Regions from separate parts of the Mus musculus genome. Here region 1 is linked to region 2. A link is a contact called in ENCODE Hi-C or POLR2A ChIA-PET data. All regions are on one chromosome and are shown on one strand. Each heading gives the region's core, a stretch centred on a gene start or an enhancer-like site at or near the end of the contact. The rest is flanking DNA. Distances are from core to core; before and after follow the strand shown.

What was found. A loop is a pair of places that touch in the nucleus more often than their neighbours do. ChIA-PET counts read pairs that join two places held with the same protein, here RNA polymerase II (POLR2A).
Region 1: a loop to region 2 is called in a map of heart, with 3 times the contacts of the local background. The contact joins the promoter of Aen here to the promoter of Det1 in region 2. A Hi-C loop is called at or near these places in 19 of 37 maps with a recorded cell type or tissue (T-helper 1 cell, T-helper 17 cell, adrenal gland and 6 more). POLR2A ChIA-PET finds 5 or more read pairs at or near these places in 4 of 5 experiments (Patski and embryonic stem cell).

What each region holds. Positions count from the first base shown.
Region 1 is chr7:78,893,117-78,898,755 of GRCm38, forward strand. Aen (apoptosis enhancing nuclease) reads left to right here and starts at 2,811. Exons shown (of 4, transcript NM_026531.5): 1 at 2,811-2,898. It overlaps Gm39039 (a long non-coding RNA gene), which reads right to left and starts at 2,666. Exons shown (of 2, transcript XR_882236.1): 1 at 2,467-2,666; 2 at 659-1,246.
Region 2 is chr7:78,845,457-78,850,968 of GRCm38, forward strand. It overlaps Det1 (de-etiolated homolog 1 (Arabidopsis)), which reads right to left and starts at 1,755. Exons shown (of 5, transcript NM_029585.3): 1 at 1,651-1,755.

The DNA.
Region 1 (5,639 bases), core at 1,561-4,060, 49 kb after region 2:
TTTAAAAGCACACGAGAGGACTCTTTGAATAGCCTCTGTTGACCTTTACCATCCCACAGGGCTCTGTGAAAACTACACTGGTTAAGAACGTCTCCCACTATTTTGAGTTCTGGAAATGGCTTTCTATTAAAAAAAAATCGTTCTTTCCCATACAATGAGCTAAAACTCATGGATTTCCCACTCTGGCCTCTGACAAAAAAAAAAAAAAAGATCCGTTCACATTCACATTCTCTGATGTCTTGGCAATCAACTCCCTTGTCCCATAGATCAACTGGAACAAATAGCTTGTTAATTAAAATTTGGTTTCCTGCACCTCTCTAAGGTCTTGGAATTTTGGCTCATCCTCAACTTGAGAAACCTAGATTTCCTTGAAACAGCCTTCCTGGGTTGATTCAAGAAGGAAAACCACCCTCTGGTCTGTTGGCTTATAGGGCCCAGGGCCATGGGCACCCATACTTACATACTGTTCATGCAACGCTGGTTTACTCCTTTCGGAGGGGGGAGGGGAGAAGCATATCTACGAGGGCTTATGTGAAAGAAAGAGATAGCAAGGGGAATGGGCTGACGAGAGAGGGTAAAGACAGGATGGAGTAAGAGCTAAGTACAGGTATGAACACATCAATGAAGCCCACTGCTTTGTACAAATGATATGCATTCATTTAGCTTTCCTTTACATTTTTATTTTCCATTCTGTCTTTTCGGTTGAGAGCCTAGCCTTTGATAGCTGAGCAGAGCCATCTTTCCAGCCCTAACTTTATTATTTTTTTAACATATTTTAATTCTCTGAGAATTAAACATATAAACATTCAGTGCATTTTAAACGTATCCATTCCCATCCGTTCTAGATCTACTGCCCACCCTCTCCCTTCCAACCTCGGGTTCTTTTACAACTCGCTGATTCCAGTTGGTGCTGCCTGGGTTTGCATGGATGTAGAACTAGCTACCCACCGCAGCATGGTCATCCTATCTACAGCTGCATCCTGTTGATCCATCCAGGAAAGCCTGGTTCTCCTTCCCCCAGCAGCCATCAACTGTCGGTAGCCAGGGATGGGGAGGGCTTGTGAGCCACTCCAGGCTCCATGCTCATGACACGGTGACTGTGTTGATCCTGCACAGGCAGCCCCGGCGGCTACGAAGTCAAGAGTCCTGACTTGAGACATGGACATGACCCCAGCCTTCCTCCTTCTCCTCCTCTTCCTCTGGCTCTTACAGTCTTTCTGCTCAGACTTCCAAGATGGTCGTGGGCCTTGGAGAGAAGGGCTGGGCTATAGATGTCTCCGCCATGGCTGAACATCCCACAGCCGCTCACTTGCAGCTTGACCAGTTGTGAGTGTCTGTGTTAGGGGCTACCCACCGCACAAAGAAACTTCTCTAATGAGGTCTGGGGCTGCACCAGCAGAATGTTTGAGTATACGGATTTTAAGGGCAGATTGATGCTGTCAGTTTAGCAAAATAGTAGATTTGCTTCTGGGGCCCATGAGCTCCTCCGGCTTTCCCTTTTTAAACTTACTTTTAAAAACCTGTTTTGTGTGTAAGTGTGTGTGTGCATGGAGGGGCAGGGGCTGAACACACATATGCAGGCTAAAGGACAACTTCAGGGACTTTCTTTCTTTCTTTCTTTCTTTCTTTTTTTTTGGTTTTTCGAGACAGGGTTTTTCTATGTAGCCCTGGCTGTCCTGGAACTCACTCTGTAGACCAGGCTGGCCTCGAATTCAGAATCTGCCTGCCTCTGCCTCCCATGTGCTGGGATTAAAGGCGTGGGCCACCACCGCCTGGCTCAGGGAGTTTCTTGTTGATTGGGGTATCTCGTTTCTGCCTACCCTAGCTGGCCAGAGAGCTCCAGTTAGTTTTTCTGTCTCCATATATCATCTAACTGTAGGAGTTACTGAGGTCACAGATAAATACCACTGCATCTGGCTCGCCTGCCCTCCCTCCGTCTTCTTCTTCCTCTGTCTCTCCCTCTCCCCCTCTCTACCTCTCTCCTCTGCGTAGCTTTGGCTATCTTGGAACTTGCTCTGTACACCAGTCTGTCCTGGAACTCGGAGATCTACCCGCCTCTGCCTCCGGAGTGCTGGGATCAAAGGTGTGTGCAACCACGCCCAGAGCTGCCTAGGCTAAGAAGGTTCAGGGATCAAATTCAGATTGTCAGGATTACAGAGAGAGCAAGCACCTTTTTTACCGCTGAGCAACTCTCCCATTCCTAAAAAAAAAAAATCACAAAGGAATACTTAAGATGAGTGTGGTGGCAAAACGCGTGATCCCAGCACTAGGGTGGCAGAGGCAAGAGGCTCATTCACAGCTAACACAGAAAAAGCGAGGACATTATGTGAACTTGACACTAGAAAAAAAAAAAAAAGAAAATGAGAGGACAGCTTGAGATCCTGTCTCAAAAAACAAAACAAAAAATAAACAAACAAAAAACCCAAATCAAATAAATATTGAAAAAGCAGTGCAGAAGAAGCAAACCTGATTTTTTTTCCCCCAAGTTTAACGAATACTGTATTATTTCACGGACTTCTCACAACCCCAAGCCTGGAGGGGCTGCAGTTCCCCGAGGCAGATCGGGATGTGCTCTTTGAGGCTTTAAGTCTTTGAAGGTTGCGGTTCACTAGGCGTCGGGTCAGAAACCGGACGTTCCATTCGGTTTTATGCTAACCTCCTAAACGCTGCCCTATCCCGGCGCAGGCCACGCCCTCTTCCTTCGGTAGCCCCACCCCTTCCAGTTGGCACACTTACTGAGGAGGAGCAGGATCAACCAATCAGAAGAGTCCTTAGGCGGGCGCTACGCCCCAGAGAACCAATAGACAGGTAGCCGAAGCCGGGCTTGTCCGGGCAAGGAGCTTCCGCACCCGGCAAGGGTTCCACGTGAAACCTGGGAAAGCGCGGCCGGGTTTTCAGGTGAGCTAGGGGACGGCCACAGGGAGTCCCGGGCCGCCCGTTTCTGTCGCCAGCCGCCTGTGGCTCTCGGGACGGGTTGGTTTGCAACTAGGCCGGGGCGCGGCCTCACGTGGTCCTGGCCGGACTCGGGGCCGGTGGGCCTCAGGGGACGGCGCGGACGTTGAGCGTCCTCTGGACGCCTCAGCTGGTGAGCGCGGACTGTCCTCGTACTTTTGTTTTGTTTTGTTTAAAATTGGTCTGGTAAGCTTTTGGGCAGCATCGGGGACCTTTATTGCGCCACCCTTTCTCAAACTGGGATGATTATCGCAATCGTGACTTGAGGGTGGGATCTCGGGTCCTAATCCCCAAACTTTGCCTTCTACCTAGAACGGTTGATGCCATCCGGTTACTTTGTGCTAGAACAGGGTCTCGACAGACAGACAGAGACCTGGGCATGGCAGGCAGGGCATGGCAGGTGGGGCCCTTATGACAGTGACGTTTCTGGCTTTGTAGCTTCTTGGGAGCCTTCTCATCTGGAATCCTCTTGGGTCAGGGACCCTCACTTGAAGGCCACGTGCCTACCATACTGACCAGAGTTAAGATATGGAATATTTGTACGTGGCCTTGTTGAAAGGACTGTGTCCTCTTCTCTCCAACTAAGCTGAGCTCCATTCAGGGCTGCAGGCTGTGGACGTTCTCTTTGTAATTGTTGGTTCTGACATGTTCACAGGGTGAGGGACTATAGGAAATGGCTGCTTTTTATCTCTTAACACAAATACAAAAGTACAGAGACTTTTTCTCAAGGGGACCTGATTTTAGCTTCTTTCAGACCTTGCCGGCAGGGACAGGAAAGTCTATGATCAGCAGGGTTAGCACAGGTCTTCTTAGCCAGATTTTCTCCCTTTGAGGTGTGGTTTGTGGAAATGAGGAGGTTGCTGACAACCTGTTTTTAAAAGAGGGGGTGCTATTTGGAGAGTGAACGAGCAAGCTGAGAGCCATTGAGTCAGCATGGGTCACTGGGCCTCCCCCTGGCTAAGTGGACCTTTACTCACACACATGCTGGCATCAGCAAACACAGGACTGGTCTTTCCTCCTATCTTACTGCTACTTACCCTGTGTCTTGATTAGGGGTTTACTGCTGTGAACAGACACCGTGACCAAGGCAACTGTTACAAGGACAACATTTAATTGGGGCTGGCTTACAGGTTCTGAGGTTCAGTCCATTATCATGGTGGGAGCATGGCAGCATCTAGGTAGGCATGGTGCAGAAGGAGCAGAGAGTTCTATATCTTCATCTAAAGGCAGATAGAAGACTGGCTTCCAGGCAGCTAGGATGAGAGTCTTAAAGCCCACGCCCACAGTGACACTCCTCTAACAAGGCTAGACCTCCTAATAGCGCCACTCCCTGGGCCAAGCATATACAAGCTTTCACACCTGTGATAATATTGCTCAGGCCCCTAGTCTGAGCTCATCCTCCGATGAGATAGCTGTGATGGCCCCTGCAGTCTTCCAGTGACTCCATATCCTTCTCCATTCCATTCCACCTGTCTCCACGCCCCCTGCTTCCTAGCTGTTTACCAGCACCAAGCTCTTTGCTCTGTGCCTGTCAGGTTTCTCTTCTCTGAACACTTCCTACCCTGGGCTGCCTGGTCCATCCATCCAAAATCCTGCAGCATCTCCTCTGGCCGGGCTCTCCTTAATTCAGTGTATCTTTCTGGTGACTGTCTCTTCCTGTCAGTCCTATTGATCTGTGGTTAGGAGGACCTTGAGCTCTGCAGTGTCCTCCAGGCCTGTCGCTGTGAGGCCCAGCCTGGGCTTCTGAAGCAAGTCTGCCATGAGAGAGGGACAGCAGACACAGTGGGGCTCTGCAGCTCGCTCACCTGAGGGAGCTCTGAGGAGGAATGCCTGTTGTCTGTGGAGGATAAAATCCAGTGTATTGGAGTACACAGGGTGGATTCCTTTGCTCTCCTCATAGGCAGTTAAAGTCCTGGGTCAGTGCTGCTGGGTACAAATTTTACAGACCCACCTGGGTGCCTTGGCCTCCCTCACTTGACCAACAGATACGAGGCTAAAACACCAGTATAGGGTAAGGGTGACTTGTGGAAGGCCCTCTAAAGTCAGTGGCAGAAGGTGAGGTGATAATAAGGAAGAAGCGGTCTCCCCAGCTATCACCCATCAGGTACTTACTACAGGGACCTCATGTTGCTGCTGGCCCTTCTTCCTCAGCATCAGGCTAGTTTTGTCAGGCCTGCGTCCCTCCCTGGTGTTTCCACTGCCCACGCCCTCTCCCTGTAGGGTTACTGTTCCCCATTTACTCAGAAGTGACTTTTAGGAGTCATCTTGGTCTGCTTTTCCTCCTTGGGTGGCTAGCCGGCCCTCAGCACACCATCTGCTGCGTTTCTATGTCTGTGGTCAAACTGAGCTTCTCAGCCCACAATCCATCTTGGTAATTGTCCAGCACCTGGCACAGTTGGGACCCCAGAGAACCTCTTTGTAAGATTGGGAAGATGCAGGGGTTCCAGAAGAGCATTCAGTGATACGGAGCTGGGTCTGAAGGCATTGGAGGGGTGGGGTTTGGGAACAGCAGTGTGTCCAGATGGGGGCAGCTCTGGCTCAAGGATAGCTGGCCGTCTGATGTAGGAAATCATCTTTGCTGGAGGAAAGAGGCAGAGAGCTATTGAACATTGCTGTATGAGGTGGAGGCTAGGAGGAGACAGACAGACAGACATGGGAGCACAACAGTTTATAAAGATCCCGGTTCC
Region 2 (5,512 bases), core at 505-3,004:
AGCCAAAGGGTCTCATACATGAACAAACACCATTTGGTAGTTAATAAGGCCTGGACCAACCGCAGGCACGTGGATCTCTGTGAGTTTGAGGCCAGCCTACTCTACATAGTGCGTTCCTGGACAGTCAGAGCTACATACACAGTTAGGCCATGTCTCAAAACCCCTACCCACCTCCTACCCTGCTACCCCAGGGAAAGGGGAAAGGAAAACCTACAGGGTGAACAGAGTATTTGCTGTCCAAATATCTGGTAAGGGGTTAATACTTAACATATTTAATGAACTCTTAGAACTCGACAAATAGCCACAAACCCAGATTCAAATACAAATGGCCAACAAAGAAGGTTTGCACATCAATAATAGAAAGAGAGAGAGAGAGAGAGAGATCTATCTCAAAAGCTTGGAGGTGGTAGTAGTGTTCTGGCAAAGGCTTTCATAAAGAGCAGCATAACAGATTCCCCAGGACCACAAAACAAACAAAACCCTTACAACACATAGTCAGGGTATTGTTTTGCAATCCTTTTGTTTCAAGCTTATCCTCATACAAGCTACATCCATTGGATAAAGATCTAAAAGGCTTGCAGAGCCGCCAGACCAGAGGGAGTCAGGTCTCTAAACTACCACCTCTGGTTGTTTTTTGGAAGGAACCCTTCCCTGAAAGCCACTCGCTCATTTGCATATTGCCTAGAGCCACTTTAGCCCTAGGAAAAGAGCAGAGTGACTGCAACAGACCACACACTGAACTCTACTATCTGGTCTTTTGTAGACACTAAATTCTTCACCTTTGAGAACTGTCTCCAATATCAGCCTCATCATCCTGTCTTTGAAGGCCTTCCTTCACTTAGTGAGACATAGATTCCAACACACTAGCCACTCAATTGCAACTCTCTGTATTTTACTAATGTGTATATTTATGGTGATCTCTCTGGGTCAAGTATACACTTATCTGTTGTATGCCCACCACAGTGCTTAACACGTAGCAAGCTTCCTTCTTAAACGGTGGGCATACCTCAAGCCATCTTCTTGGCTAACGTGGGTAACCACAGGGGAACTTTCATTTTCCGGAAGACATTCTCTCCGGTCCACGCCATAAATTCTCTCGTTGCAACGTTAGTAGTGTCAAGTTTTGGGGAAGTCTTTCTGACCACCCCACCTAAAGGACTCATCTTTTTCTTGTTTCTTTCTCTAGTCATCTGTCACATTTTTTTTTTTTAATTTACACGGTCGCTTGCATGGTTGTGTTTAATGTTTGAGTCTCCTCGTTGAACTGTACCCTCTCTAATGGAAGTAACCAGGTCTACTTCGGTCACCGCGGTATACTCTTCCAGCCCTGGGGCTGGCACATGGTAGACGCTTTGGTGCGGTGCGGTCTGAAACGAAAGCCTGGCTAAAGCGGGTCACTAATTGTGTGAACGCAAGGTTTATTCCTCGTTGGAGCAAGTGCACATGTCCCCACACTCTTGGCGACTGCTTCCAAAACAAGAAAAGGATGCCAAGAGGCAGACACACATGCCCATGGTCGCCCCCGGAAAGAAAAGCCCAGGGCGGGGCCTCCCCGGGCAAAGCCGGGGGCCGGAGCTCCTGAGACCCGGCGAGCATGCGGGGAGGAGCCCGCCGCGGAGCTCTCGCGGGCCGCAAAGGGCAAGTCCTCACCTGTCGAGTCCTGGCTCATGGGGCCAGGGCAAGGGTCGCCCTAGCCTGCTCCGCGCACACCTCCCCCGGCCCCGCCCCCACCATGCCTCGGGACCCCGGCGTCGGCAGCCACCAGCCCGGGTTTCCGCCCGCTACCGGAAGCGCTGCGCAGCGAGAAGGGAAGATCGGAAGATCGAGACGCCATGCAGCTAAGGAGCGGCGCAGCGCACCCTGGCGTCCGGAGGAGAGATCGAGACCATAGAGGCTGGATAAGCCCCGGACCAAGTGATCCAAGGCACGTTCATAACTACTATGAGTAGGAGTTAAGTTTTCACCTGCTTCTTGCATACTGGTGGAAGATGGATTATACATGCACCATGTCACTGCGTTTTCCATGCTCGTGGTTGCACGTGGGGATACAATAAAAGCTTCTGTACTAAATGAATCCAATACCATTGACTGGCCTTTTCACCTACACGTTACTTCATTTAATTTTCTTTTTTCTTACAAGCTATTTCTTCCCTGTGAGTCGGTGGCTTCTCTCCTTTGTGCTTGCGTGTGTGTGTGTGTGTGTGTGTGTGTGTGTGTGTGTGCGCGCGCGCGCGTTTGTATTTGGGTGTATGGTTTATTTTTGATGCTTTGGCAGGAAACCAAACCCAAAATATCTTCTCTTAAGGCTTCTGGGTAGCCACCGCCACTGTTCACCCACCACTGTCAAATATCTGTTTCTGTTGATGTGTATTGCTTTGTTGTGTCTCTCCTCCCTTTGGTAGATTATAAACTGAGAACAGGGATTTTTGTCTTATTTTCTGTTCCAGCCCCACCTCCCACCCCATAACAAGGTTTGACATCTTATAGAATCTCAGTAAATATTCCATCAGTAATCCATTGTGGTCTATCTCTTCTGGACCCCCATGCCATCTCCATTCTATATCCCCAGCTCTTCTGAGACATAGGATATAGAATTAGAGGCTAGGTTGAGCCTTGCTCTCTCTCCCAACCCTCTCCATACCCAAAGGACTCAGAGAATGAATATCTCTGCAGACCAACACATGAGAAAGGGATATGTGTTGACTTTGACCAGGGAGAGAGGAAAATTAAGGTCTAAAGGGGAAAGGTGACTTGGGGATATAGACTGACTATGAAGAGAATGATAGGTTTCTGGCCCAGTCCTACCATTTCCAGGCTCAGTATTCTTAGGTGCTGGCTTTAGAAACCTCATGCCTTTTTCTGGAAAATGACTATACCTGCCTCTTAAGGTTATCCCAAGTATTAAACCTGTTAGCCCTAAATACTTGAAGTCTTGATAAAATATTACTAAAGCTTTCCAGCCACAACTCTCTTCCTTTCCCATGATGAAACTGAGACCCAAAGGGGACATACATCTCTTGCACAAGTTCATACAAGAATAAGAGCCAGTAGGGGTGGGGCCACAGATTATAACCCCAGCATTTAGGAAGGGAGGCAGAGGAATCAGTAGCTCAAGGCCTGTCTTGGCTGCACAGCAAGTTGACCTTGGCTACATGACACCTTGCCCCAAAGCAAAGCAAAATAAACATGGGACAGGGCTGTGCTAATACTCAAGGCATCAGGTCAGATCCCAACTCGGACAGGTGGGTCCCCATGTGGCTTCAAGACACGCATCAGCTTCTCCGAGTCTGGGTTTTTCTTTTTGTATTTTTCATCTCTAATGTGTACAGTGTTCTGACTTCGTTGTAGAGAGGTCAGATAGAAGGATAAATTTAAACTAGCAAAAGCTTTGAACTTGGAAATAGTTCAAGCCTGCTCCTTCAGTTCTGGGCCTGGGGTTTGAAGGTAGGCGTTCCTTAATAACTGCTGTTTAGGATTAGAAAGCAAACTCTCCCTTCTGTGTGGTTGTGGTAGGGGCAGGGTAGGGTCAACCTTCAGAGGGACTCCACCCTTATCTCATGCGGAACAAAAATAACTCAAAATGGATCTAATCCACAAGTCAGGCTAAGCCCTGGGAAGACATCTTAGACATAATTTATTGTAACCTTGGGTTAGTCAACAGCTTAGAGGAAAGCAAAAAGGAAGCACGTATCAATGACTTCCTTAAAAAAAAATAGTTGTTGTATTCCAAAGGACAGTTATTAGAGTATAAAGTTAAAGCTGTGTTCAACAGATACAGGGGGATTGAGAGTTCGAGGCCAGCTTGACCTACGTAGCAAGTTTAGGGCAAGCCTTGGTTGCATGAGACTCTGTAGACCAAACCAAAAAGAATCAAGTACTGGTCCATGCAAACACATGGGTGAACCTTGAAAGCATTATACCAGGTGAAGGGAGCCTGATATGATTTGCCACATACTGTTTGACTCCATCATTTGAAATATCCAGAATGGACAAATCTATAGAAATAGGAATCAGATAAGGGACTTGGAATGCTTAGAGAGGTATACAGTGGTTGCTAATCTGGATCGTTTTTTTTGTTTTTGTTTTTTTTTTTTTTTTCAGGGGCAGGGGTTGATGAAAATGTATTAAAATTAGGTAATGGTGAATGCCACACTTCTTAATATACTACAAACCATTGAACCAATAATTTTGAAATAGTAAATTTTGTAATCTGCAGGTATCTCAAAAAGAATTTGATGGTATTATGGTATCTCCAGCTCCATGGATGGGATTCGACATCAATTTTTCTACAAAGTAATTCAGTTCTTCTTTACAGCTGGAGAAAGTTCCTAGTTCACACGTGCCATGTTTTCTTTATCCATTCCTCTGTTGTTGCACACCCAGGTTGGTTTCATGATTTAGTGAATATGAATATTTCTGAAATTAATTGATGTGCAAGTAAAGATAAATTAACTAAACAAATAGGCCTGGGGATGTAGCTCAGGGGTGAGGTGCTTGCCAGGCCTGTGGGAGGCTTTAGATGCCATCAAAAGGAGGAGGAAGAGCAGGCAGAGGGGTTGGGGTGGGGGGTAGAAAGAAGGGCAGTTCATCCATCTAGATACAGAGCCAAGATCGGCTGCCCCTGACCACAAGGGACAATAGGACAACAGAGAGATGGATAGTAGGCCTTCTCTTCCTCAATGGCCTTCCTTGGCATCTACACTATCCCTAAAAGCCCATTCTTCAAGCTTTAAATTCAATGGAGAATGACCTTGAACTTCTATCCCTCCTTTCTGTACCTCCCTGGTGATGGCATTTCACACATGCACCACCATGCCTCATTTATGTGTTGCTGGGAATCAAAGCCAGGGCCTCAAGAGGGCTAGGCACTTTACTAACTGAGCTAGACCTTTAGACCCACTTCCTTTCAAAGATATCTTAAAGGAGTGGGGCTTGAAGTGAGACTAGTTCACCTCATCTTTCAAACCTCCTACCTGTGAATTCCTTAACCTATCTGCATCTTGACCTTCCCTCCTAGACGATGAGGCTAATGACACAGATCATAGGGTTGAGGGCAGGGAGTAAAATTCATTATATTCATAATAGTGTTATAATTAGGATGTGAAATTCTTAGCACTCAGTCTAAAAGAGCTGGTTATGCAGCAAAAGCCAATCTCATGTGTTGCGCCCACCTTGTCCGGCAAGGAAAAACGCAACACGGTCGGATTCTTCTCAACAGCTTTATTGCAGGAACACCTCGATGCTACGGGAACCCCGGAAACCCAGGGAGGACTGCTTATATACACCCCAGCACTGGGGAGGGCTATGTGTCCTCCTGGGATTGGTCAGTCTGCCGGCACCTTAATTTGCATGCACCCACTTGGGAGGGGTTGGCTCCAGATTTGGGCTAGCGCCTGCACAGTGGTGTTATTTACTGCGACCTGTACCGGAGACCGGCGCTATCTTTTAGGCGCCGGCTGCCTACACTCATGATCCCCCTGCCTCAGCCTCCCCAGTGGTGGGATTATAGGTA